7 separate regions of the Mus musculus genome follow, and regions 2, 3, 4, 5, 6 and 7 are each linked to region 1. A link is a loop called in an ENCODE intact Hi-C map of the cell type or tissue named here. Cell type or tissue: heart. All regions are shown on one strand.

Region 1 (4,000 bases):
TGTTATAATCATTTGTTAGAGCCCAGCGGTGGTGGCACACACCTTTAATCCCAGCATTGAGGAGGAAGAGGCAATCAATCTCTGTGAGTTGGTCAGACTGTTCAGGACTGTAAAGCTACTGAGAAAGAAGCCCTGTCTATAAATAAATAGATAAATAAGTGTCATATCTGCTTCACCCATCCTGTTTACTTTCTATTCACAGGTCTTACCTCTGATAGCGTCCACCTGTTTCCACAAGTAGTTCATTAGTCCTTAACACAACACAATCATCAGCATCCACCCAGAGGCCCAGGTACAGCCGAAAGGTCAAAGTTCAGCTGACCCTGTCACCTAAATTCTTCCTTTAAGTTAAAACTTTCCTTCCTCAGTTTTTCTTCGCTTACTTAAACACAGGGTTTTAACTACTACCTAGGCTGACCTCAAAAGCCAAAGATGACCAAGGATTACAGGCTCCTTACCCATTACTCCTTAAAAACAACAGCTCACATTCACTCTGCTACATGTATAATAAATTTCTAATAAGCAAGCAGTCAAGTGTATTTTAGAGTTGCATCAGGAAATGAAGGGTATACTAGTATGAGGAAGAATGTACTTTCTACAAACACCCACTTCGCTGGGGCTGGAGAGATAGAGGGCTTGGCGGGCACAGCATGGAAAGCAGGAGGTCCTGCGTTTGGATCTCCAGCACCCAGGTGAACGCTGAGCGTGGTTTAGACTGCCTGGAGTCCCAGCAAGAGCAGGTGAAGACAGGCAGCCTCCAGGAGCTCGACAGCAGACCGGCCAGCCTAGCAAAAATGGCCAACTACCACTTCGTAAGAGACTTTATGTCAAGGCAATATGGCAGGGAGAGATAGAGGAAGACATTCTATGTCGTGCCCTGGCCTCTGGATGTGCACACTTGTATGCATCAAATGCACAAAATGTGTTTGCATACATCTGCATGTATGTGTGTGCACAAGCACACACTACTGGAGTACAAAGAACTAACACAACTAAAGTCCCATGCGCTACTTCTACCTCTTGCCCATACAAATCTGTGCATACTCTTTCCCTTGAATTTCCTGGTATCTCCACCCCAAGTTCACTGGGTCTCTAGCTATTGCTGACAACTGTAATTCCTTATCACTGCTCCTTCATAACTTCCACTACTCTCACATGAACATTCTTTCTCCCAACTGCAATTGTTCAAACTCCTCCATGGTGCAGGTCACTAATTTGCCCTTCTTCTGCCTTTACCCTGCCAGGTCCCATTACTCCCTGCACTGTGCCCAAACCAAAGTCCTACCAAACTCAAAAATACCAAATGTTCTTGCCCAAGGTAGCAAGCATCCATGTCTCTTCCTAGGGACACTCTATGCTCTCCCTGTTCCTGCCACACCTTCAAGACTAGGCTTGAAGTTTACTCCAAACAACCCCAGCCATCAAAATTAAAGTCTCCATAACCTTTCTTGGCTCAATGAAGACTGGGGGCACAGTCCATCAAATTATAGCACCCAGACCTATTGCTCAGTGCTGCCCTCGTTCACAGCCACAGCCTTCCCCTAACTTTGAATCACCTGTCCTGATGAGATGTTCTAATATACTGCTGCAAATTACAAGCAGCCTCTCTCCATTCCCTGCTCATTAAAGTCTCTTCTGCTACCTTAGAAAATCTCCCAAACTTAACTAATCCATCCTTCCTTCTGTTTTCTTAATGTTTCATTTACCATGGGCCAGCAAACCACTATCCTATGCCAACATGAGGATTCAGCCTGATTCTTCCACCAAAGAAACTGTACCCGCCTCATGAACCCATCCCCAAGACGAACCAACACCAACTCAGCAATACTCTCTCATTTACCACACCCAAATTCATCCTTAGTGTGTCCCCAGTTAACGGCAATCTCGCCAGTCTGCAGCACTTCACCAGCCCTCACACAGTCCTAGGTACCCTTCCCACTTCCACCAAAATTTCGCCCCTCCCTACACCCCCTTCTACACCTGTTTCTACACCTCCCGTTTCCCATCTCATCTCCCGTTCTTTTAATCTTGCCCACGCCCTCGTCCGACCCCTCCATCCATCCTACCAGTTCACTCTTGCACAGAAATCCCCTCCCAGCCCAAGCCTTAGAATCCCTCTGCCCCGCCCCTCCCGACTTTGCCCCGCCCTTCCATTCCTGAGCCCCGCCCCTTGCCCCGTAGGCTCGGCCAGGGGCGGAGCTTATTCCTCCTCCCTCCTCTCCCCCGCCCCCTACCGTCACGCTCAGGGGCAGCCTGACCCCGAGCGGCCCCGCGGTGACCCTCGCGCAGGGGCCTGTGGGAGGGGCGTCGAGGGTCCCAGGCCACCCCCCCGTCGGTCCCCCGCCCGCCTAGTCTCCTCCCCCTGGGAACGCGCGGGGTGGGTGACAGACCTGGCCGCGCGCCACCACCACCGCGCCTGCCGGGGGCGCTGAATCTGCCTGAGAAAGAAGCTACGGCTGCCGCCTGGAGGAGGTGCCGTAGCGCCCGCCACCGCTGCCGCCGCCGCCAGGGGTAGGAGCTAAGCCGCCGCCATTTTGTGTCCCCCTGTTGTTGTCGTTGACATGAATCCGACATGACACTGATTACAGCCCAATGGAGTCTCATTAAACCCAAGACGCGGCCCCGCCCCGGCGCCGTTCCATTGGACGAGAGCACGAACACTTAGGGCCAACCGTTGGCCTACGGGTCTGTCCGTCACCCGCTCGCTAAACACTCTGCCCCCCATTGGGGCAAGTTCCTGCCGGTCATCTCGCCTCCACATAGACACACCTCTCGACCCATCATTTCCCCCCCCCCACCTCCGGCACCACCCCGAGGGAGGGTCGACTGCCAGTACCAATCAACAGACCGCGGGGCCCGCCTTTTCCGGGCACCTATTGGTCCAGCCCTTTTTCTCTCTCACAGACACCGCGCCACCTCTACTTCCACCTACCCGCCCCCTCTACCTCTAGAAATGGATTGGATCTAGGCGCAGGAGAGGCGCTTGGCCTTATTGGCTGTACACGACGCCAATCAGAAGCCTTTTTTCCTCTCCCCTCCCCCACTCAACCCCAAAGCCCCTAGCCCGCAGCTAAAGTTTGTGTGAGAGCTGATCGCTGGCGGCGGCCGCAGGATTTAGGGGTGGGCGCAGGCGGGCGCGCGCGGGCGGGCACGCGAAGTTAAAATTCGAGGTTCTCAGTCGCCTGCTCCCGCCGAGGAGCGCGCGGACGGGCGCGCCGCCCGGAGCGTTCCATCCAGCCCCCTCCTCCACCCTCTCTCCTGTCCTGTCCCGGGCGACTACTCGCCCGCCCCCTGGCTTGCACCCTACCCCCTTCACATACCCCCTACCCTGCCAGCCTCAGGCCGGGTGCAGGCGGAACGATCTCACTGCAGCCTCTTCGCCATCCCATACGGAGGGGGAGCAAGCCCCCTACCCACCGGGTGTGCACCCCCGGCTCCGCACTCGCCCGTGTCTGCAAGCACGTGCACTATTCGCCGCTGCCTCCGGCCACCCCGGTCCCCGGCTAACCTCGCCTCCAGCCCGGCCAATCGCTTGCTGCCCTTTGTTGCTGCAGACCGGGTCTCCCCGCTGCCTTCCTCAGCCTCCGCCTCGTCCTTTGCCAGCCGCCCGGGTCCGCAGCGCCGCGCTCCCCCCGCCCGGGACCCACCGCCGCCGCCTCCTTCTCCTCCTCCGCCTCCTCCTCCTCGGCTCCGGGCTGCAGCGCACAGAGCCCGAGGCAGCGCCGCCCAGCCCCGCTCCCCCCGCGCCGCCCGCTAGCCCGCCTGGCCCGGCCGGGGGCGCAGCCCGGACCCCGCCCGCCCCAGTCTCCGCCCCGGGGGTACCTGCCTCCGCCCCGGGGGGCTCCGCTCACCGCCCTCAGGGGAGGGCGGGGATGCCGGTGTCCGAAAGGATGGGGACGCCTGGGCTGTTTTGGGGTGGGGAGTGTGTCCGCCAGGTCTGGGACTGAGGTGCGGTCTTCTTAAACGCGCCCCCCCTCCCGCCGCCGTGGGCCCCAAACTT
Region 2 (4,000 bases), 360 kb after region 1:
ATACCACACAGAATAACAAACACTAAAAATGAGCAGCCATGTCTGTTTATACTATTTGGTCTTACGTGGTACTATTTATGTCTAGAAAATGGTATATGGCAAAAATTAGTGAAATAATGTTTTCTACTGACACTTCTGGGTTTTAAATGAACAATAAAAGTATAACAGCTTATAACTAATTAAACTATGTCGTGAGGTAAACAACAATGTTCTAGTAACACAGTTTTAAAGAAAACATTTTCCATCACTGTCAAGATTTTCACTGACTTGTTAGATATTGAAACAGTGTGTTACTAAATCTATAATGTTGAAACACTTTAAAAGCTATCATGGAAGCTCTTAATACTACATACCAGTTAACCTAAATGAATCACAAAAGTCTTGCAGTTGGTGGGAAAAATTATGATAAATATAAGCAATATATTATAATAAAGATGAATGGTAAGTGAAAAATTAATGTTACATTTAAAATGCATTTCTGAATACTGTACAGAGCAATGAAACTTTAATTAAAAAACAACTTTAAGCAATACTTAATCACTCATTTCTCTCCCTTGCTGCCAACTCGTATTCTTCAAACACATAAAACAGTTTATATTATTTCCCCAAACAATAAAATCATTTATCATAATTTTACTATATTTATTGCTAGTCTTTAAAGATAATTTATATTTTCCAACATAGATTAATTACAAAACCCTTGCAGAAACTTATGCATCTCAGCATACAAATGAAAGTGAGCCCTGAAAAGGCCAGGATGTATCAACTGTCTTCTTAGGCAGTGAACACAGTCATCAGTAAGTTAAATCCAATTAAGATTGGCCATTATAAATTTACATTTATGATATTCAGGACACAGAAACTAATCTGAAATGTATTACAAGGGCTGATAAAATCCTAACGTATCCTTACTTATGAAACATCTGAAATGCTAGGCCTGGGTCACCTGGCTTTCTGCATTGTTTTATCTTTACAGTAACTGTATCAACAGTGTTGCAGCCCTAATCCTGTCGACGAGAGCATGGCCTGAGAGATGTCATAACTAGGTGTAACAGAGATGAGGCTGAGATAAGTAATTCTAGTGAAGGAGAACTGACAAAATGAATATAGTCCTAAGGTCTTAGAAATGAATGGAATTTTCCAACCATTCTCCTCACCCCCCTCTAATGTGTTTGGTATTTTACCTGCATGGATGTCTGGGTACCACTTGCTTCCCTGCTTTCCTCTACGGTCAGAAGTGGGTGTCAGCTATCCTGGAACTAGAGTTACAGGTTGCTATGGGCCACCATTTGGGTGCTGGGAATCAAACCTAGGTGCTATGGAAGAATAGCCAGTTGCTCTTAACTGCTGAGCCATCTCTCCAACTCCATAAACAGTCTTCTTTTTCCTAACAATATCCAACTTTGCCTGGCAGACTCCACCACTCTAACACTCTATTTTATTATTATTTAAAAGGTTTTACACTGGAGGCAGGTTGAACATGAGACTCCTGATCCTCCGCCTCAAATAAGCCAGTGCTAGGGTTACAATCATATGCCACTTGCCCACAGAGTTCACCTAAACACTTTTGATCAGTAACTTTCAGACACAAGCTCCGTCTTTGACTTTGGGGATAGGTCTGGGACCAAGGCCAGTCAGAGCAGGCCCACTAGGATATAATCACCACACTGAATTTGGAGCCACTAGGAGGAATACAGAAAAACAAGAATGTGAACTATCAGCTGACGGTAGCCATCCTCTCTTGCAAACAGAACCGACACCGAGGAAAAGAGCTGAAATGACTCTAATACTATTTACCCCACTGAGTTACACTTTACCTGATGCCATACCAGGATCTTTTTACTAAATGCCCACTTGTTTAACAGCTTTGAGATGTGGCTTTTGTCACTTGTACACTACACCATCCATAAAAATTTAATGGTACAAATCAACTTCAGAAATTAAAACATTTAATCATTCCAAATCTGGAATCTTAAAATAAAAGACAGATCCAGGGGATTATTCTTAGTATTTCAAAAGGATGAATGAAATTATATACTGACCTGGCATTAGAAAAAAAGTGGACTTCTACACTACCCCGGGATAAGGTGACATGTGGATAACCTAGTGTTGGGATTACAGGCATGTGCCAGTTTGTCTGCATAGTAGTTTATTCTACATGACTGAACCTCTTTAAAATCTGCTTGAAATGAGTCTAAATAGAAATATAGTTTAGTCTTTCATTTAAAAATTACAAAAGAACTGATTGTGACTTTTATAATATAGTTTATTTGGGAGACAAACTGTTTTAAAACAAAAATATCACTGAAAATTTTCAAAATCATCACTGAAGGAGAAAAAACCCAAGAACTACAATATTATCTTGAAATACACTCAATAAAAGACAAATCACTTGAGATACTGAAACTACTCAGCATCCTTCAGTAGAGGAGTGTAAGCTAATGGTGCCACCTAGTGTCCTGCACTAGACACTACAACTCCATCTTCAAATTCCTTTTGCTGAAGAATACAGGCTAGTCTCCTCCCATTGTTGCTTTGTCTTCAGTAATTCTTCCAAAAGGCATTTGATTCTAATTCAGTTCTAGTTATGTGTAGCATTCCAGGGTGCCTTCATTCATACCTTTATCAACAATTGCTCCGTGAGGTTAGGGCTACTTTATTTCATTTTTAAGATTTCTCCATTAAAAATTTTGTTTAGATTTATTTATTTTATTTTTCTATGTGCATGTCTGTCATCATGGGTCTCTTGGAGGTCAGAAGAGGGCGTGAAGTCCCAGGTGCAAGAGTTACAGACAGTTTTGAGGTGCCTGACTTGGGTGCAGGGGACTAAACACAGGCAGTACACGTACATATACTCAGTGAAAAATACTCCAAGGGAAAATAGATCAATCTTTTAAAAAAAGGTCTGGTGCTCAGAGGATCAGGAGATGGCTCAGCTGGTAAAGTGGGTGCTGTGTAAGCACAACGACCTGAATTCAGATCCCCAGGCCTGTGAGGGGGAGACAGGAGACGTCGGTTACCTAAATCAGTGAGCTCTAGTGAGCTCTCAGAAACCACAGGTGTCTGGTACTGCTGCGGTAAGGAGGCAGTTGGATTCTACATGCTTGCAGGCCAGTCAATCTACATAAAACAGTGAGCTCTGTTTCTGTGAGGGAGGCTGTTTGAAGATGCAATGTGGAGGGCCAGAAAGGTGGCTGAGTGACAGAGGAGTCTGATGACCTGACCTGAGATCCATCCCTGGAAGTCCATGAAAAGCTGGATGCCATAGATGTCTGTAGTCTCGGCACTCCTACACTAAATGAAACTTTACAATATCAACCTCTGGGGGCTAGAAAGATATTCCAGGCATTATGAGCGCTTGCTGCTCTTCTAGCAAAGATGCCACATCAGTTGTGAGCACCCTCATCAAGTGAGGCTGAACAGTTTGTAACTCAAGCTCCAAGTCAGACACCAGTGTCCTCCAAAGCCACTGCACTCAAGTGGGCATACCCATAGGTACACATAATTAAAAAACAATAAAAACAAAGCTCTAAAAATATGAATTTCTGGCCTCCAGATGTACATATGTGGGCAAGCATGAGTCAGTGCAAGTGTGCGTGTATACATGTATGCACACACACACAATTACTATAGCTATCTATAACAAGTAGTGAATACAACTTTTACAACACAGCTTACAACTAAAATTTTAAATTCTAGGTCATTGAGTTATATGTTATTGAAAAGGTGGCAAAATTGTGTAAAAAATACATTAAAAATTATAAATGTATTTTTTATACTGGAAAAATCAGAAAACCTCTAAGTGCCAGGAAACTATAAAGTAATTCATAGCTCTAGAGAACATGATAGAAAGAAATTACCAAAGACTGTATAACAAAAAATGTCAGAAAGGACATTTTAAATCTGTCATTACATGCTCAGCCCAATGAAAAGAAATTCATGGTGGGAAAAAAAATGTCACGTTAAGAAATACATAATGCTTTAGGCTGGAGAGATGATG
Region 3 (4,000 bases), 250 kb before region 1:
GTGTAGCTTCAGCTGTCCTGGACATCACTCTGTAGACCAGGCTGGCCTCAAACTCACAGAGATCCACCTGCCTCTTCCTCCCAAGTGCTGAGATTAAAGGCGAGTGCCACCACTGCCCAGCCCCGTTTATTGCCCCTTGATTTTGTACTGTGCTAGAGACTATACTTCAAATCATTGTTTCAACTCTGTAGATCTCATAGAAAGGTCAAGAAACATTGTAGCCTGACGTAGCACAGTTAATCCAAGCTGGTACCCAAGCCCAAGCTAACCTCAGACAGAACCTGGGTTCTTTCCTGCTACTACCATACCCCACCTTAACGGAATATCCCCTTCTAAAGCAAGCCTAACATTGGCAGAATCCACGTCTGAAGCCATCTGCAGCTTGAAATCTCAGCCCTCTTTGACTCTACTTTCTTGAACAATGCAGGACCGGCTTTGGTAGTTCTGAGGGAGAAGGGGGCAGATTCTAAGATGGACAGGAGGAGAACAGGGGCAGCCAGGAATCTGCCTAGTATGCTCAGAACCTTCAAGGGCTCCATGACACTGCAAAACATCTCATCTCCTGCAGCCCTTGTAGGCAGAGAACTCTCTTGTCCCCGTGCTTCTATAGGGGTAGAGGTGTTGCTCAGTGGTTAGAGCACTTGCTGCTCTTGCTGGAGACTCAGGTTTAATACCCTTTCACCTCAATGCCTCAAGTTCAATGCCACATGCCACCTCACAACCATCTAGAACTCTAATTCCAGGAGACCCACCCCCCACCCCCACTTTCTGGATACAGCAGGCATGGGATGCATGTGGCCCACATACATATTTGTAGGCACTCAAACATAATTTTAAAACTTATTTTATATGTATAAATGTTTGCCTGCATGTATTATCTGTGTTCTTAACCACTGAGCCATCTCTCCAGTACCAATAAAATATTTTTAATTATAAAAATAATGTTTAAAAAGTGGTTCTAGTGTCCAAAGATTCTCAGAGCCTTATTCTCAGAGCCTTGGGCAATGATCACCTCTCTGACATAAAAGGATCCATCAGCTTTCTCTTAAAAAAAAAAAAAATCTGCTATCTTCATTATAGAACCACCGTTCTGTGTGAACCCTACAGCACACGTCAGATGCTTTCCTCCCTGTGTGCCTAAGTTTCTGTGACTCCACAACTCTGACAAGGTCCCCTGTGTTCCACAATCCAAAGGCTCCAATGCAGCCGATATCGGTGTCCCCCCCTGTTTGTGGCCCACTTAGACCTGCAAGAGTCTTTTCTGACATTCAAGCCTCAGTGCTTTTCTCTGCTTTAACTCTTGTCATTGGAACCCGTCTATGCAGGCTCTAAACCTACGAATGAACCTATTTCAAAGCACTTGCCCTATGTTAGACGCAGTGAACCTTTAGTTTAACCCTTGCAACAACTCCCCAGGACAGGCAAACCCTTAACTTTACAGAAGGAACTGACAGAGGTGGAGAGAGATCGTGACTTGTAGGAGTCCAACTCCATGTTCTCGGAGACTTTAGGGATGGGAGTCAGCTCAAGGGAAATAGGTCTTGCAGCGTTCAGAGGCCCTTGGGACTTGCTGAGTCACTTTGTCCCACCTGTCAATGCCAATCTCTGGCAAGGAGAAATAGCACAGGAGAGCAGACCTGACCGCAGGCAGAGGGGTAGGCAGGCTGGCCCATGGCTGATGCCTCCATCCCAAAACCTGGGGAAGAAAAAGAAGCCACACCTTGCCCCAGTATCCTGCAGCTAGAGGAGCTCCTGAGGGCCGGGAGAGCCTCTTGTAGTAGAGTGGATGAAGTCTGGCCCAACCTTTTCATCGGAGATGCGTGAGTGGCTGCTGACAGGGTTGTAGGAGTCGGGCAAGACGTGGCAATCCTTGAAATCTTTACCTGAGGAGGTGGCTAGAGCAACAGAACTAGTTGCTTCTAACCTGCCCCAGGCCAGGAATTTTCTCCTGACTCCTAAGTTCCAGGAGCGATTTGGTGACGAGTTTCTAACACTAGGGGGAGCCCGAGCGTTTTTGGTTTTTGGTTTTTGGTTTTTTTTTTTTTTGGAGGGGTGTCGGGGGCGGGTCTGAGAGACTTCCTGGCTGGGGTCTTCAGGCACATCTTAAGACAACTAACCAGACAGTCTGTAAACCAACAACGTTTGGAATATAAAATGGTGTAGACATAGATCATACTTTCTGGTCCCAGCTTGCCACCAGTGGACACTGAATGGGTGGTGAAGCCTGACTTAGGATGACTCAGAAAAGGTGTCACTGCTAAATATTTGTAGATTGGTAGACGTGGTGACTAAGTGATCTAGATGATATTTATGAGTAGTAGGACACGAGGCACGAAGGGAGGGGCAGCTAGTTCTCAGGACTGAAGCAATCTCTTCCTTCTTTCCTTTGCTGGGGGCAGGCTGCCTGAGACAACAAAAGAGGTCAAAAATGTCCCTTGCAGCACCAACTATACCAACAGAACTCCCTGAGGCTGGGACGGAGAGCTTTGCAGACTCCGCTCAGTAATGATGGTTTCTAGCTCCGCCTTTACCCTTATGGTTTCACCCTTCCCAAAGCAGAGTCAAACAAGCCTCCTTCAGGACCCAGAGACTCAGCCCAAATCCAGCCCCCTTTCTGCCCTTCTCAGGGCCACGGCAAATAACCGATTTGAGCTGTGGAAGTTGGGGATCACCCATGTGCTGAATGCCGCCCACGGAGGACTCTACTGTCAGGGGGGTCCTGACTTCTACGGCAGCAGTGTGTGCTACCTGGGGATCCCAGCCCACGACCTCCCTGATTTCAATATCAGCCCCTACTTCTCCTCAGCAGCTGACTTCATCCACCGAGCCCTCACCGTACCTGGAGGTAGGACCCAAGATGCAATAGGTCTGGAGAGGCTGGAGCCCTTGTCTTGGGAAACAGCCGTGCCCCTTGGCTCTGTGACCCTGGACAAGCCAGTGTGTCTTTCTCTGGGTTTCTGTTTCCTCTGATGTTTTTATGATGAGGAATTTGGTAAGGCTCACGTTGCTTTGTAATAGCCAAAGCACTTTGACAGTTTTTTTTTTTCCTTCATCCATTCATCTGTCACCTGGTCATTATTCACCCCATGTCAAGGAAAGAACTCAGTTCTAAGAAGCCAGCCTTGACTAAGCCAGGGCATCTACTCTTGTAGGGCTTGCTAATCAAACAGTGATGTATTCTGAATGTTACTGCTATGAGAGAGCAGACATGAAGAGCTCCACAAACACTCAAGCCAGAGGACCGTGGTGTTGGGGATTTCCCTCCACAACAATTTCCTTGGGACACACGCAGAAAGGGCCAATGGCTTTGTGATTCCAGTGACACCCTCAGTAGTGGGGAGAGCTGGTAGAGGAAGCCATGTCTGAGATGAGACTGGCTGGATGAGTAAAGGCTAGTCAGGCCAAGATCAGGGGGAAGGGTCAGAGGTCATGGCAATGCCAAGGAACTGCAAGTCAGCCTGTGTTCCTAGGGCTGAGGGCTGAGGTAGGCTCTGGCTGAGGTAAGGTGCAGGACGATGAATGGCTAGGTCTCAAAGGGTTCTGTAAGTCATGCTGAGGGTTTGGACTGAAGACTTTAGCAAAACAGATGTGAGTACCCATTTGAAAGATCAGGACACTGAGGCCCATAAGAGATTGAGGAACTTGCCCCAGGCATGATACACCATGATACACCCAACACAGGTTCGGGAATGGACCTTGGGTGGGCTGGCTAGTAGAGAGGAGTCCTTCATCTGAGTGTCTTCCTCAGCTAAGGTGCTGGTGCACTGCGTGGTGGGTGTGAGCCGATCTGCCACACTGGTCCTGGCTTACCTCATGCTCCACCAGCAGCTGTCCTTGCAGCAGGCCATAATCACTGTGAGGGAGCGCCGATGGATCTTCCCCAATCGTGGCTTCCTCCGACAGCTCTGCCAGCTGGACCAGCAACTTCGGGGTGCAGGTCAGAGCTAAGGAGCCAGGTAAGGCAGGTCAAGGAAGCAAAGCTGAGTGTGGTTGGGAGCAA
Region 4 (4,000 bases), 240 kb before region 1:
CTCACTATGTAGACCAGGCTGGCCTTGAACTCAGAGGTCTGCCTGTCTCTGCCCCTGCCTCTGCCTCCTGAGTGATGAGATTAAAGGTGTACGCCACCATTCAGGCTCTAAGGGGAATTTTTAAGGTGGTTTGCTTGCTTTTCCTTTTCCCCACCCAGCTACCCAAATACACTCATCCCACACACCGCAGGCAACCCTCTGAGCTTCCTGTATCCTGAACATTAAGGATACATGTACAAGGAGAAAGGGTGAGGATAGGTTTGGGCCTCAGCCATGGGGTTGCTGGGTACAGTTGCACAGCCTGGGTTTAAGGAGGAAGTACCTGGCTGAGCCTAGGGCTGACCAGGCCATGGGACCAATGGACAAGTTGGGAGTGGCAAGGAAAGGCAAAAGGGAGACGACAGCATGCTTTATAATTAAACTCAAATAAAAAAATAGAAACAGCATCAGGTGTGCGGAGCCAGGCGGCTAGAATCCAGCGGCACAAGCTGTGGGTCGGAGAAGACTACAGCCCGGTCAGGATCTCCCCACAGGTGGGTGAACGACCCTAAGCAGAGACCCCTGAGAATACTGGGTACTGGGGCCCAGGGCATCTATGCCTGCTTGTGTGGGCAACTGTGAGGACTGGGTTGGGGGACTCCAAATGGGTCAGAGGTAGAGGCACAGAACCCTGCCTCTCGCCACCGTGTGACCTTGGGCAAACTGCTTTTATCTCTCTGAGGCTTGATTTTTCTCATCTGGAAAGTGGGGATGTTGATACTGCCTGCTTCGTGAGAGAACAGGGTGGACTCAGCGTGAAGACACGAGTCCTGGGCTCTGTCTGGTCTGTAACGTACTTCCTCAAGCTGGGAATATAATTACGAAACACAGAGATCCAGGTGAAAACTCCACAGGCCATAGCAATCTACCCTCTATAGGTCTTGGCTGAGCCCCGAAAGGATGAGACTGATTGGAGCAATGTCCATAACGTGATGCCTCATTTATGTGGCACCTGCCCTGATGCAGGGCCTCTGGGAGGTGCATCTCACTTATGATGTCATGAGAGTCTCCCAGCAGCTCCTGGTGAAGACTCAGGCTCACAGACTCCCACACAGGTCTGTCTCCCTCCAGGGATGCAGGCTGGGCAGAGACCACTGCAGTCTGCCCTTGGCATTTACCTGCCAAAGTCTCTTTCCCAGACACCTCGATGTCCTTCTGTGAGAACGCTAGCCCCACTTGGTCTGTGCTCCCTAAGAGAAGAGGGGAGACAGAGAGGGAACAGCAGAGGAGACCAGGAGAAATGTGTTCTGAGGTTACAGCTAAAGAGGTAGGTGGCAAACAGCTGCCACGTCCCAGGCTGCTGAGCAAGGCCCGAGGTATGCAGGGTGGTATTCTAGAAGGCTATCCTGGGACAAACTGAAAGACAGACAACAGAGAGCAAGCTAGAGATGCTACTAGTGCCAACAAAAGGTAAGTATGTGTAGCTCTGTATACAGAGGCAGTGTGGGCAAGAAAGCCACTGTTGACAGAAGCAACTTCTCTGCTGAAGTTTCAGGGAAGTAGAAGCCAGGTAGCACTAGAGAGCCACGGGAGGACTATCATGAATGTGAACAGGGGCCTGATCCTACAAGACATTCAGCCATGGCTCCTTCTGACATAGCTGGGCCCTCCCTACACCAGGGGGTAGCAGAATCCCTGGGCTTTCTTTTGGGGGGGGTGCCTAAAGCTTAAGGAATGGCTCACTGAGTGAGCTGCTGGGCCTGGCTCTGATAGGTGAAAGGAACCCTCAGTGGACCAGAGCAGATAGCTGGGCTACATATAGCCCTAAGTAGGACCTGACCAGGAAACCCTAAGTCTAAGAAAAATCTTTCCTACAGGTCTGAGTTAGACCAGGGAAGTTAAGGACATCCCCTAATCCCCACCACCGAGCTCCTGGGACACAGTTGGGCTGCCTAGCAGCCACTGGCCACTAGAGGGCAGACTTACCCCATGCCAAATTGAGCAGGCCTGTGAGGGGCCTACGGTTTCCCGAAATCCCTGTCTAGTTCCACTCATAGCTGGAGGAGTCTAGCTGGTGGCCTCAGGCCAGAGTGGCTATTGGACTTCCCTGGATTCAGAGATCCTCCACCCTAATATTCCTTTCCCTGGTGTTACTTCATATAGCGTCATTCCCTTCTCTTGCAGCCAGCAGAATACCAGAGAGCAGAGAAAAGAAACTAAGGCCCAGATAGGAATGAAAACTTGCCTAGGTCCCAGGATATATCCTTGTCAAATTTTAAGGGGAGTCTGTTCCCTAGGCATCTCTTCAGGTGGTCCCCATCTTCAGGACAAGTGTTTTCAATAGCAGAGACACCAGGGAGAGATGTTAGGCCACTGCTCCTGTCCCCGCAGCTCAGGTCTGTCTTCATCTTGCCCCACATCCCCATTGGCTCACATGCATGGACCTGGAATTCTAGGCGCATAACAGCATTTGTGTTCTGGATGGAACCTGCTTTAGGACTGTTCCACTCAGCCTGCCCCTGCACCTAGTCCCCCATTCCTGGCCCCAGACCATGCCCTAGGTAGGTGGCAGGCCACTCAGCCTGCCAGAGAGGTCACAGAGGGGGATGAGGGAGAAAGGCCGGCCCTCTCTTCCACCCAGCTCATCATCCACTGGCTGGGTGAGTGTGGCCAAGCCAGTGGCCTCCTGGGTGCCCATCTCTTTTTCTGGTTTTGGCAGTGCCTGCCAGAGGGAAAAGGCATTCTACCCAGTCTGTACCTACTCGAGTTACTCTTTGAGGGGACCAGGGGTAGTTGACCAAGGTAGGTTCCCCTTCCCTCTAAGGTACCAGGCTCAGGTTCTGGTGCCTCTGACACCTCAGCTCTGCAAGGGCCCAGATGGACTAAGCCAGATGACTCCAGACATAACCCACTCCTTCCGGGTGAGGCCTGTACAGGTGTACTGGCCTGAACCACAAGGGTAAGGAGGAAAAAAGCCCGGGGCCTGTAAGTGGATGTGTAGCTCATCCCTGACAGCTCCCTAGAGGAGACACATCAGTTGGTGACCACCCTCTGGCAACTGGAAGGCTTGGGGAATGAACTGAAGGCACACACTGGATATCAAGCTCAGGGTAGTCTTTAGCCATTTGTCATTTGTCATTGGTGTCAGTGTGAAACATGGAACACAGCACAAGGGATACAGCCTGCTTATGAGCGACACCAGCTCACTTGGTGTGAACAAGCTGACTAATGCCCACTTGTGGCTGGACTGTAACCCTGGACAGTGCTTTGACCTCCTCTAGCATCAGCCTTAGAAACAGCCAGGGTGGGAGCTACAGATGAGCTGCCTGGCTTTGGAGGGACATCCTAGGTCCTCTCCAAGAGCCTCCGCCAGCTGGGGTTTCCAGTGACTAAAGGGGTACGGTCTGCACAGATTAGCCCTACAGAGATTCCCCACGGTCCCTAAGACCAACATTTCTAACATCCGTTGCCTCAGGAAAGGTACGCTTAGCGCCATGGAATTGACAAGAGAGTTCTAGTTCTCCTTGTTCCCAGGGAAAAGGTTCTAGGTTCCAGGCCAGCTGAGCCGGGTAATAGCCTCATTCAGCATAGCTGAGGCTGGCCCCCACAGCATCCCACTGGCTCCTGGTACTGCAACACAGGTCTCCCTGTCCACTGGACCCACGCTTGGGGAGCCTGTTCCAGCTACTGTCCTGTTTACTCTGTTCCCAGAATGGACTCGCTACAGAAGCAGGAACTTCGGAGGCCAAAGATTCATGGGGCAGTCCAGGTGTCCCCCTACCAGCCACCCACACTGGCCTCTCTGCAGCGATTGCTGTGGGTCCGTCGGACTGCCACACTGACCCACATCAATGAGGTCTGGCCCAACCTTTTCTTGGGAGATGCGTAAGTAAGACCCATGTAGGGGTTTAGGGTGGCTGATGGGTGGGAGTACCAGGATAAGCCTCCTCCAGATGGCCCACAGTGCTTCTCACCGCTGCCTGCATTTGCCTTTCTCATGTTTGTTTGGAAACATACAGTT
Region 5 (4,000 bases), 320 kb before region 1:
TTCCAAAGGCAAATTAAGGAAAGGCAATCGTTCTTTAGCTTTCCAGATCAGAACAGAGCTGGGCCCTTCCTAGCTGTCTTAGGATTTCTGTTGCTGTGAAGAGACACCACGACCACAGCAACTCGTACAGAAACGATGTAACTGGGGCCAACAGTTTCAGAGATTTAGTCCATTATCATCATGGTAGGGCATGGTGGTGGGCAGGCAGACACAGTGCTGGAGAAGGAGCTGAGAGTTCTACATCTTGATCCACAGGTAGCAGAAGGAGACTCTGGTTCCGTGGTCAGCTTCCTCCCTTGGAGTGTTCAGGCACGACTGCACAGTGGGGTGGTCAGCAGGATCTTGGTCCAGCAGTGAGTTCTAGGGAAAGAAGGTCTTCTCCAAGGATTTTAGGGGTACATCTCTTTCAGATAGTACTTAGTAAAACGACTCTCTTAGACTATATTCATGAAACAGCGTGTGCTCTTCACTCGGGTTCAACACGGCTGCTCTGAACCGTGGACAGTGGGAAAAGGGGTCTTCAGGGTGAAGGTAAGTCACTGGCTGGACCTTAACTTCCTGGTAATGCCTCATGTACGTGGAAAGACATCCCAGGAATCCCGGACGCTTGCTGAGCAGGCTCTTATCTGGAGGGAGGAGGCTGAGCCTGTAATTTTGCCAGAGACTATGTGACATTCCTCACATAGATGTGGGGGTTGGACTCCCCAGATCAGGCAGAGAAAAAGCCCCACTAAGAAAGCCCCATTTTGTGCCAAGCTCAGGAAAGCTGTCCAGATGTGGTAGACTACAAAGCCCATTCCCAGAGTGAAACACTTCCGGCTGAACCTACTCTAGCAAGGCCATGCCTCCTAATAATGCCACTCCTTATGGGCCTACCGGGGCCAATTACATTCAAACTACCACACTAGCTTAGTGTCTAGTTTGTGATGATTAAGTAGATAGTGGACATATTATTAAGAGTTTGATATTAGGGGCTGGAGAGATGCTTCGGTGATTAAGAGTACTGACTGTTCCTCCGGAGGTCCTGAGTTCAAATCCCAGCAACCACATGGTGGCTCACAACCATCTGTCATAGGATCTGATACCCTCTTCTGGTGTGTCTGAAGTCAGCTATAGTGTACTTAAAAAAATAGATTTTTTTTTAAAGTTTGATATTAACTTAGAAGTGTTTTTCAATTAAAGTTTACCTATATGACTTTTTAAAGATTCGGCTCTCTAGCTGTGAGAGCTATTTCTTTCTCAGCTACACCCACCCAGCCAATATGTAGCAATCCTGACACAGACATCAATTATGAACATAATGAAAACAATGGTGATTAACACATGCCAGGCACTTCCTTCGCTCTCAGAGGTTCCGATTCTTCATTACATTCTGACAGCAGCCCTCAGAGAACGTAAGTCCCCAGGTCTGAGTGCACTAAGTCAGGGAGACACAGCTTAGCCAAGTTCTGTTAGAGTCAGGCAGACTATCCTAACCACCAGTCACTCTGTGACCTACACTCAAAGCCTTACCCACTGGAGAAGACTGATAAGAAAGAAACAAGTCGACTGCTTTCGGCCAGCTGTAGCTTTTGCCCTCTGACAGATAGCTGCCTACCTAACCGTTCCTTCTGAGTTTTGGGTGAAGGCCTGAACCTCCACAGAAATGAAGCAGGGAGCAAGAGCCGGCCTCACTGGCTCACTGCTGAGCCTGCCTTATGACTTGCAGCCCACGCCTTTCGGTATCTGCTGCCTGTGGCTGCCCTGTGTCTCTCCAGTTGGTGTGGGAGGCAGTGGAAGGAAGATGAGGGAGAATTCTGGGCCCCAGGAAGTCACAAGGGCAGTTTGGCAGGCTGCCTGGACATCCATACAGAGCAAAACGAAGGAGGAAGCAGAGGGACAATGGGCCATTATTTCTAGCTGTGGGTGACTGGTCACTTTGGAGTAGGTGACCTGACATCCCTCCCACCAGCCCACATTGAGCTTCAGTTGCTAAAGCTGCCATTGGTGATATAGTCCCTGCAGGATGTAGGGTTTCAAGAAACCCACCTTATTGTAGGAGCAAAGAGTATGGGTTTCCATTTTACTTTTTAAAAAAGATTTATTTATTTTATGTATATAAGTACACTATAGCTGTCTTCAGACACACCAGAAGAAGGCATCAGATCCCATTACAGAAGGTGGGCCACTATGTGCTTGCTGGGCATTGAACTCAAGACCTCTAGAAGAGCAGTCAGTGCTCTTAACCGCTGAGCCATCTCTCCAGCCTGAGGGTTTCCATCTTAAATGTAACTTAAAAGTACATGAGAGTCATGAGGCCCCGGTGTGGTCAGAGTGGACTGGAGATAAATCCCTCACCCCTTCCAAATAGCATGGATTTTCTCGGAGTTGCCAGCAGGCGTCTGAGACGAGCTACAAAAGACACACTATCAGAATGAACCGGTGCTTTCTGTGGCAGCCGGAACTGCAGGTTCAGTTAATTCAGAATAATGAAGGCCAGCAGATGAGAAGAGCTTGGCTGAATTAGGCACATTAGAAGAAATGGGCTTTATCACCTTTGGATGTCCTAGAGCTGTGCTAATGAGCTCCTCCTCCGTGCAGGTCTTAAGGGGAAGCTACTTTAATAGATAGGGATCTTTTCTTTTCTTTTCCTTTCTTGTTTTGTTTTGTTTTGTTTTTTGTTTTGACAGGGTTTCTCTGTATAGCCCTGGCTGTCCTGGAACTCACTCTGTAGACCAGGCTGGCCTCAAACTCAGAAATCCGCCTGCCTCTGCCTCCCAAGTGGTGGGATTAAAGGTGTGCGCCACCACTGCCCGGTGATATTTTCTAAGTCAACTCGTCCATTGTTCATATGAGACAGGCCACTTGTCAATGAAATGTGTGTGCTTGCCTTTATCATGGTACTTCAGTTTAGCCCTGTTTGTAAATGGGATAAAGCAGCCAATTTGTCATCTGAAAATTAGCGGGTTCTCAGACAGTGTGCTTCAGTGGTCTCTTAGAATGCTATCAAGGATCATGTGGGCACAGTGGGAGAGTGCCTACTCCAGCATTCCTACATACACACACACACACACACACACTGTATATATATATATTCATATTTTCTCTAAAAGGCTTGTATACAGGCTCTTGTGATCACAAGAGCCATTCCCAGTCTTTCAGATTGTGACACATATTCTCTCCCCAAGTATTTATCAAGCAACAGGTATAGATCAGACACTGAAACTAGTTGCTAACGACCTAGAAAGGACAGAACTATGGACAAGTATTGTCAGAGCCCTTTAGAAAAGAGAGTGGCAGGCCACCGCCACCCCTCCTCAACCCTCACCACCATGGCAGTCGGGAGATCTGGCCCCGAGATCATGAGAACAGGTGAGCTGCCCATCTCTCTCTCACTGCAGCACTGGAGAGAGTAGACCCTGAACCCTGTCTGGGTAGCACAGTGGAGCTGGCTCTGGAGGGTGGGTGCCATGAGCCAGTCTGAGGGCATGAGGACAGGAGAGCTGACCCTGCCTCCTGGTGGCACTGGGTGGCCTAGCTGGAGCAGTGTGGAGCTGGTGAAGTAGAGCTGGAGGCTTGACCAGATCAGCAGCCACCCAGGCCCAGATCCAGGGCTCTGAACTGGCCCACCCCAAAATCTGTATCATCTGGGACTGGTTAGGATAGGTAGCTGCAGGACACATGACACATGACCATGACACAGAGCAACAACAGGATATCTGAGAGGAGTTCCCGTAAGGATCCAATACTGATGGTGTCAGAGAAGCCAGAGGCCTGGAATCAAACCAATGACTCATTGCAATGGACCTTTGCAAGTGAGGATGTGTGGACAGAGAAACACACTGTGACATACTGCAGCTTCCACAATGAGATTTCTATTCTTTGTTGTTGTTGTTGTTGTTGTTGTTGTTGTGTGTGTTTTATTTTGGGAGGAGGTTTCAAGGGCAAAGGGTGGATAGGAGGGGGCAGGGAAATGAGTGCATGATTCACAAAGAATCAATAAAAAGTTTACAAATGAAGG
Region 6 (4,000 bases), 160 kb before region 1:
TTCATGGGATAGTAAGTGGTGTTACGGCTGGGTTTCATGGGATAGTAAGTGGTGTTAACGATGCAGTGAATTGATTCAAGCTCTTTATCACTACATTACATGCTCACTGGCATGGAGCACTCTACGCAAGTTTATAAACACAAAGAATCGATTAACATGGCAGCACTGCAGCCCAGCACCAAGTCTGATCTGATTACATACTGTCAGTGCTGAGTGCCTCGGTGTGATCAATGATAAATGTCTCATTTTTCATACTTAATTCAATAAAATTATCATGTCTTAATCGGTTAGGATAAATTAGCGCTGTATCGTTTCATAAGCGTTATAACTGAGCTTTCACAATGACGCAAATGACTCTCTTAGCTTAAGCAACTACAAGACAAAAGTCACCACTCAGGATGACTCGTCATCACCTCCTTCTCAGCTTCTCGCTCTTCCTCAGAAACCACAGCATTAGAAATTAACATTGGGGTCCATCTTAGACTCTCCGGATCAAGTTCATTGGGTCGGGAACAGTTCTTCAGCTTTTCCATGTGGCCCAATATCAACTTTTCCCTTCTAATGATGACAAACCTGTAATATAGGGAGACAAGACAAAGTGAGATTAAAAAAACTGAGAGCTAGTGGGGTGTGGTTGCATACACCTTTAACCTTAGCACTTGGGGGAGGCAGAGGCAGGAGACTCTCTGTGAGTTCAAGGCCAGCCTGGTCTAACAAACTGAGATGGAGGGATGCCAGGGCTATACAGTGAGGCCCTGTCTAGAAAACCAAACCAAACCAAACCAAACCAAACCAAACCAACTCAAGATTAAATGGTGGACATGCTGGTGCATACCTGTAATCCAGAACTGAGGCAGGAGGATCGCATGAGTTTGAAGGTTACCTGGGCTACTGTTTTAAAAGAACAAAGTCCCTGGCCAATCCAGATTCCTTTGACCCAGGTTATGAAAATGGAAAACCAGCAAAAGCAACAACAACAGGCTTGATCCTGCTGTGGATCAAGAAAGCAGAAAGCAGGGCACTCACCTGCCATCCCTCCTGTCAATCATGTGGAGGTGCTGCAGAGTGGTGGCGATGTCATGTGGGCACATGCCTGTGGCTCTGCTAATGGCCTTGATGCTGATGTGCCTCTCGTGGTGGCGGTAGAGGTATTCCAAGATGACACTTTTCCAGTAGGCCAGGTAGGAGAGCCGGCCCAGGTCAGAGAGCGGCTTTTCGGGAGACCCTGCTTGGCCTTCTCTTCGAGAAAGCAAATAGCCTAGGCAGGAAAAGCAAAACTGCACTCAGCTTGGTTGTCAGAGCTAGGGCCAGGACTAGGAACAATGTCATCAGCCACAAGGTAAAAGCATCACACAGGTCAAGTGTGTCCTGTCAAGCTCGTCACCTCTCTCAATTACAGTGATGTCACCTCGTCAAATTTCTGCTTGTCAACTTTTGTGGTGACACTGTAAGCGAATTCACACAGCTGGTGGCAGCTAACATACATGGTGTTGTGTGTCACGGAGGTTGAAAGCTAAGACTAAAGAGACTTCTGGGGAATCTCCACACATAAATCCCCTGCAAGCCTGAAATTCTCTCGGATACTCAATGTCAGGATCTCTCGGATCCTGGGGAGGGACCACCCCGACATTAATGGGCAGGTTGTTTTCCACAGAGGACCCGATGACCCTTTGACAGCTGGGGCTTAGTGAAGGGGCTTCGGCTGACACAGCCTGCACTGCCTGTTCCGTTTAACCAGCGGCTGATTTGAAGCTGTTTTAGTATTAATAAAACACTGGCTTTCACGCCTATGGTGGCAAACGCAAATCTACGATGCTAGCTCTATTTTTACCCTTCTCATAAAAACTAAGCCAACCTGAGAATGTGGCTCCTACAATTACAAATAAAATACACGAGCACATGAAGCTCGAACCGCACAGCTTTTCTGGCAAAGAAACTCTGAAATGAGAAGACTTTAAGCCCACTTAGAGGAAATGAACGGAAGCTGGTGGCTGTCTCGGTAATTAAGAGGCAGTAATGGAGGAGAGAAGAATTGACTGTCAAGTAGTGATGGCTTCTTTGCTCTAATTGTTTCAACAGCCTCACCTCCCTGAGGTTCACCTCCGTGAACCTCCTGCGTGTAAACAAACATCAGCACAGACAGTAGGTGGCAGCACTCACCAAACCAGGCCACTCTACACCAACCCAGACATCAGCGTTCCTCCCCTTCATCTACAGTTCCAAAATGGCTGCACTTGCAAGAATTTTCTGTTTTAGTTTTTCTGTTGTTGTTACAAAGAGAAATCAATGCCTTGGATCCATTTTCTTCCTGTTTCTCAAAACCACTTGCAAATAATGCAGAAATCTAGAAAAAGACACTCTACCTCAACAGCATGCTGCATCTTGACAGCTTTTATTTGAATGTCATCATACAGAATAGAAATAAAATAAGCATCGTGTTTTGCCTAAGATTTTTGGTTTAACTCCTCTCGTCCTGTTTAAGTATTGAATGCAAACAAACACCAGACTTTAACAGCCAAGCCACTGTCGGCGCGTGCCGCTCTGCCACACTGAGGTTTTCAACAGCGGTGTCAGGAATGCTAACGTGGACAGCTGCTGTGCTGCAGCCAGCCCATATCGTGTCCTGTCAACATGGAGAGTGCTGCGTTGCCAGAGCAGTGGAGGAAGCCCAAACCTCAGCACAGAAAACTGGCGTATCCCGTCACCTGCTCCCTAAGTGCTTGGCATAGCCTGAGAAATTTACTTAGTCAGCTGGGAGCCCCAGCTCTGTACTTCTGCCGGGGGTGGGGGGGTGAGGCGCAGGTATAGAACCATGGATGATAACTGTTCCCTTTGTCCACAAGATCCCACAATTAAAAGTTCCCTGCAGTGACTAACTATGGAAGTCCCCAGGCCCTCACTGATTCATGTGAATCCCACTGTTGAAGGCAGAAATTTGGCCTACAAGCAGTTCCCCCTCCCACCTACGCTCACCACTACACAGAACTACCTTACCCTGGAGGCACGGTTTTTATTATGTCTCTATGTTCCCACACTTTGACCTAAGAGGGAAGCATTCCCACCCTCCCTTTCAATTTTACCTAGCTGTTCTTGTACCCCGAGTCTAAAAAGCATGCGGTAATTTAGGCGAGCCAGCAAGCTGAGCCCCTGGGGAGCACTGGAGTACAAACCTTTCAGTACCCTCCACTCCTGCAGTGTCAAAAGGCTGACTCCTGACAATTCCTTGGCCTTTTGACTGCAGCGCAGGACTGCTGCCCCATAGGTGGAAGGTAACACGCTCTATGTGTCATGGACATTGAGCCCACTGGTCTCTCCCAGCAAAGCACCCTCCTGTTGTGTGTGCACTCAGAGGCTGTGAAGAGGCAGGGACTCTGCAAGCACTTGTTGGGAGGGATACTTTTCAGGGTGCCGAGAATATGACTGGAAACCCAATGTTTAGTCAGAACCTCCTGCACACATCCCAGGGATGATGAGCACCAAACACCACCCAAAGCCAATGCCCTGAGGTGCCTGGCCCTGCTTGTAGTGTGTCTCCTCCTCCTCTGGGAATCCAGAGACCCTCAAAGAAGTTGCAGCCAGGAAGAAAATGGCACTTTTGCCGAGAACTATTTGGAATCTCCCCATGACGGAGGATGCTCTGATGTTAAACAGAATCCACCAGGAACAGTAAAAATGACCATGAACACATGTCTTATTTCTTACTAGTTGACTGAAATGGCATGCAGAATGACAATCTGTGCTGTTTGGAAAGGTGCTGTGCCTCCTGGTTGTGCACTGACGACAGAAGAGCGGCTGGCTATAAATGTCATCTGCGGCAGGCGCTTGCCTGGAAGGAGCTGAGCTGCTGATGCTGACCTATGCTGTCCTTCGCGACATGGGTGTTAAGTGAGGGGCTTCTTGCCACCTTCTGTCCCTTCCTACTTTCTCTCAGCTCCTCAAAGCACAGTTACAATATAAAGCAGACACAGTAAATTTTGGTAAGAACATTTGACTTATTAAT
Region 7 (4,000 bases), 51 kb before region 1:
CACCTCCATCCTCAGCTCTTGGCCATCTGGCCCGGCCGGTCTAACCTCCCTGTCAGCTGCCAGCCCTGCTTCCTTGCTTGTACACTTCTTCTCTACATCAGCCAGTCTCCTCACCGCTCCCCATCGCCTCCTTCGTGCCTATGAGCAGCACTGAGTCCTTGCTCCTCTGAGTCCTTCCTTGGAAATCAGTCTCTGCCTTCCACCAGTGACGGCACAAATAACCTCTTGTCAGGTTTCCCCGGATCCCCCTGGCAGACAAAGTCCTTCCTCCGCCTCCCAAGCCCTGGGTGTCTCACCAGAGCCTTTCTAAGTAGTCATCTCTGACTCAAGACCTCTGGGAGTTACAACGCCACTAAGTCAGATGGCTCTCTCCCATTAGGGCTGTGCTCTAGCTAGAAAATGGCACTGGATAACTAAGGATCCTTGATTCCACCTGTCTCCTGCCTCACCATACAATTCCCTATCCCAACAATGGAAGCCCACATGACTAGTTACGCCTGCATGCAGTCAGCGGCCCTGGCTCTAGAGTCTACTCCTCCGGAGTCTTGGAAGTCAGTGTTCAGTTCTCTTACCACCTGAATCTTCAGTTACTTAACTTAATGGAGCTGAAAATTCTCTTGGCTAAGAGCAGCATCTAGGCATGAAAAGTTCTCCAGGGTAGCTAAGTATCAGGTCTAACTGTCACAGCACACAACTGGCTCGGAAGACACAGGCATCCAGGCAAGAGTTATCTTCTAACAGACATATACTCTCACATTTTTCATTATGTAATTATTGAATATATTTGCACTGTAAGAAGAATTTAAATATAGATAAAATGCAAATGACGCCAAGCCTCTGTGGACACCTCCTCAGCCTCATCCTGTCCCTTCCTTCGCCAGTTATCAGTGTATTTCCATATAACCTTTCATCAAGCCAAGCTCTTCATTTCTCATGTGCATTATGCTCCACTCACTACATGCCAGCAATTGTCAGGGATGTGCTGGGATTTCACTCATTCTAAAAAGCCTGTATTAGAATCCATGAAATCTGATCGTGAGAAACGATCTCTTTTTTCAGCAATGGCTAAGGCAGCAATTCCATAAATCTCTTCCTCCTTGTGAAACTCTCGCATCTGCTGTTTACCCAACTCTCCCTACTTCCCTACCAGACATTCCTGAGACGTCTGTCACATGACTGGAGAGCTCCTGCCAATGAGGTGAGGCACAGTCTCCACCTGCATCGGCACTTGTGGCCCACTGCGCTTGCTCAGCAGGCTCCTCCTGCTCCCTCTGCAGAATATTGCTGTGCCCGGGGTCCTTTCCCTTCATGCACGTCTCTGTGCAGCATTGAGAAAATTCTTTCCTAACATAACAGAATCTGAATGAATTTATCTTATATATACATTTACAATGCCATCCATGATACATTTATAACTAGATCTAGTTTTAAGAAATTTACTTTGCATAAATGTGACCCTTTTAGAATTTTGCCCCACTAAAAATTTATGAGTTTCCACAAAAAGTTCTCTCACAAAGATCTACACTACAGTTTTTAGGAGCTACGTAAGGTTCCATGTGATGGCTGTACCATTGTATGGTGACCATTCCAGGACTTAACCATTCATTTATGCTAAAATGAGCAAAATTACCAGATCGAGGTATGTGACGTTATTGATACAGCTGCTCCAGCACTGTCTAAAAGGTCTGAACAATTTACATGCTCACACTATACAAGTGTATTCATTTCTCAATCACTGTTGCCAATAAAGAATTAATATTCCTTTTAACGTTTGTCAACCTCATGGCAAAAAAACATCTGATTGCTTTAATGTATGATCCCCATCACTAATAAGTGATTACTAATAATGATAAACATCTCTTGGTAATTACTGGCTGCTCTTATTTTTTTCTACAAAATGCATTTTTATCGGTTTTACCAATTTAAATAGTTACTCCTATTTGCAAAAGGTTCTTTACATCTTTCATATTTACCCTGTCTCCTATACATAACCAACTGCTCTTCTAGGTTATTGTTGGTCTTTATCTGGGGATGTCCTTGGTGACAGACACTTCAAACCTTCAAGCAGATGTACTCAATTCTTATCTATGCCGAGATTGCTTCCACAGAGGTAGGATTATTCTTCTAATATAAAGCCTATTCTTTACAAACTTGTGATTTCTGGCCAGGCAATGCTTTGTGCCAACTATCCTGATCCCATCTCTCAAAAGAACAAGTACTGGACAGCACTGTGCCAGCCAGGCTTGTGTGTCATTTCAGGAGGGTGTAGCCAGGTTCAGTTCCCTTCTAAATATCTTGGGCAGAAGCAACTTACTTAAATGTGCCAACCTAGTCAGCCTGACACTAGTTCAGACCAAAGACTAAAAGATGGGACTTTACCAACCATGGCTAAATTCCCGAACCAGCATCACCCCATTCTCTGTTGGAAGCCTGCTAACTCTGCCTCTATTCCCTCACATTCAGATGTGATGTGTGCCCTTCAGAACTGCATACCGGACTGGGGGAGGGGGGGTGCGCGTGCTCATGATCATGTGCGGGAGGGAGGGGCTAGCTATCAGTCTCAGATGCCATGTTTTGTTGAAATAGTCTCTTAACTGTATTTCAACTTAACATTATGGAACTCCTAACTGTGGAACATTGGCTGTGCTGGCATCAGACGGCCCGGGGATCAGCCTCTCCAGTGTTGGGGTTACACGTGTGTACACCAGACTGAGCTTTTTAAATGGGTTTTGGAGATCAAACTCAAGTCCTCATGCTTGCCAGGCAAGCACTTTACCAACAGAACTATCTCCCCAGCTCAACCTGCATCATCTTTTTAAAAAGTTTTTGTATCTCACAATACTGTTCATTGTTTACTCTTAACCAGCCCAAACTTTCAACACGCCCCCTCAAAAACAAAACAAAAAACAAAACCTGAGAGCCTCAGGATGTCATTATTCTTTATTTGTTCTGTCTGTTGACCATGAGACTAATAGATATTTTAACAAAAACTAAAACATTAGTCTCTTGGTTTCACAAGTCGTTACACTTGGTGGCTACTAAATTGAGGGATGCAAAAACTCAGAGAGAACAATTGCTTTGTCAGAATTCCTTTGAATAGCACCGTTCTGGATGCATCATAAATCCTGAGAAAATATCCTTACTCCCAGCCAGTATCAGATCATCAAAATGTCATAATTAATTTTTAAACCGTTCGTTTAATTAAAACAACAGAAAGAAACACTCTTGCAGATGAGAAGAGCTTTTATAATAATGTATGTCTCCTCGCAATGAAAAATTGGAGCACAGCTCAAGTTCATTTATCTCTGAGCTGCCAAAATTAATATAGTATGCAGAGGGCAATGCATTCTTGGAGTTGCATGAATCCTCTCTCCTGACAGATAAAATGTCTAGCTAATGGTCATTTAGAAAACTAATCTTTATTTAATTCTTAATGTCTTGGATTAAGCATAATATGCAAACTCCTAGGGAAAAAAGTCTATTTCTGGGTTTTAGTGTGCATAAAAGCCAAAATATGCAGCTCTTCAAAGATTAGAGAATTTGATGCTAAGCAAAAAGTAGCCAAGAAAATGTTATGTAAGAATGCAGGGGCGGGAAAGACGGATGGCTCGGTGGTTAGGAGTGCATGCTGCTCTTCCAAACGGCCCGCATTTGATTCCCAGTGCCTAAACAGCGGTTCACAACTATCTGTTAACTCTAACTGTACGGGTTCTGGTGCCTTCTTCTGACTTCATCTTAAGGATATGACACCAGGCATACATATGGTACACAGACATATATTTAGGCAAAACACTCACAGATAAAATAAAAATATAGTAACTTTTAAAAAGAGAAAGAATGTAAAATAGAACAGAGCAAACCCAAAATCTCTGTAGGATGTTGTCTCTGTCTCTTCTATCCACTAACAACATTCTTTAACATATAAAATACATAAGTAAGAACTGAAGAGAGTAGTGCTGGCAAGGCGGCTCAGCAGGTAAAGGTGCCTGCCAAGCCTGAT

The links. A loop is a pair of places that touch in the nucleus more often than their neighbours do. Peaks named below come from ENCODE experiments on the same cell type or tissue, not always from the same donor. Only the 100,000 strongest peaks of a DNase experiment are listed, where the experiment ranks them.
Region 2: it touches region 1 in a loop (2.3-fold over the local background); 13 of 42 quality-filtered maps call a loop at or near these places.
Region 3: it touches region 1 in a loop (2.4-fold over the local background); 14 of 42 quality-filtered maps call a loop at or near these places.
Region 4: a loop joins it to region 1, with 2.1 times the contacts of the local background. A loop is called at or near these places in 15 of 42 quality-filtered maps.
Region 5: it touches region 1 in a loop (2.2-fold over the local background); 4 of 42 quality-filtered maps call a loop at or near these places.
Region 6: a loop joins it to region 1, with 1.9 times the contacts of the local background. A loop is called at or near these places in 7 of 42 quality-filtered maps.
Region 7: a loop joins it to region 1, with 1.9 times the contacts of the local background. A loop is called at or near these places in 2 of 42 quality-filtered maps.

Annotation. Positions count from the first base shown.
Region 1 is chr14:21,499,469-21,503,468 of GRCm38, reverse strand. It overlaps Kat6b (K(lysine) acetyltransferase 6B), which reads right to left and starts at 3,684. Exons shown (of 17, transcript NM_017479.3): 1 at 3,509-3,684. In heart, CTCF peaks have their summits at 2,473 and 3,209; DNase peaks (open chromatin) are centred at 2,798 and 3,628; H3K4me3 peaks cover 2,683 bases; H3K27ac peaks cover 2,308 bases.
Region 2 is chr14:21,135,568-21,139,567 of GRCm38, reverse strand. All of the region lies in intron 3 of Adk (adenosine kinase), which reads right to left. Among named protein-coding and RNA genes, the nearest start is that of Adk, 85 kb to the right of the region's middle. In heart, a CTCF peak has its summit at 2,459 (motif pointing left); no DNase peak of the experiment used is centred here.
Region 3 is chr14:21,746,266-21,750,265 of GRCm38, reverse strand. It overlaps a transcript of Dusp13 not described here. Among named protein-coding and RNA genes, the nearest start is that of Samd8, 2.3 kb to the left of the region's middle. In heart, a CTCF peak has its summit at 1,983 (motif pointing right); a DNase peak (open chromatin) is centred at 1,725; H3K4me3 peaks cover 131 bases; H3K27ac peaks cover 513 bases.
Region 4 is chr14:21,739,968-21,743,967 of GRCm38, reverse strand. Dusp13 (dual specificity phosphatase 13) reads left to right here and starts at 2,470. Exons shown (of 4, transcript NM_001374075.1): 1 at 2,470-2,938; 2 at 3,691-3,864. The coding sequence starts at 2,586. In heart, no CTCF peak of the experiment used is centred here; a DNase peak (open chromatin) is centred at 1,987; H3K27ac peaks cover 314 bases; H3K27me3 peaks cover 508 bases.
Region 5 is chr14:21,820,777-21,824,776 of GRCm38, reverse strand. No RefSeq gene overlaps it. Among named protein-coding and RNA genes, the nearest start is that of Vdac2, 8.8 kb to the left of the region's middle. In heart, no CTCF peak of the experiment used is centred here; DNase peaks (open chromatin) are centred at 676 and 1,816; H3K4me3 peaks cover 529 bases; H3K27ac peaks cover 3,481 bases.
Region 6 is chr14:21,658,001-21,662,000 of GRCm38, reverse strand. Kat6b (K(lysine) acetyltransferase 6B) reads right to left here. Exons shown (of 17, transcript NM_017479.3): 13 at 1,027-1,258; 14 at 414-573. Among named protein-coding and RNA genes, the nearest start is that of Dupd1, 55 kb to the left of the region's middle. In heart, CTCF peaks have their summits at 1,937 and 2,150 (motif pointing right); a DNase peak (open chromatin) is centred at 2,650; H3K4me3 peaks cover 435 bases; H3K27ac peaks cover 1,091 bases.
Region 7 is chr14:21,550,347-21,554,346 of GRCm38, reverse strand. All of the region lies in intron 2 of Kat6b (K(lysine) acetyltransferase 6B), which reads right to left. Among named protein-coding and RNA genes, the nearest start is that of Kat6b, 53 kb to the right of the region's middle. In heart, no CTCF peak of the experiment used is centred here; no DNase peak of the experiment used is centred here.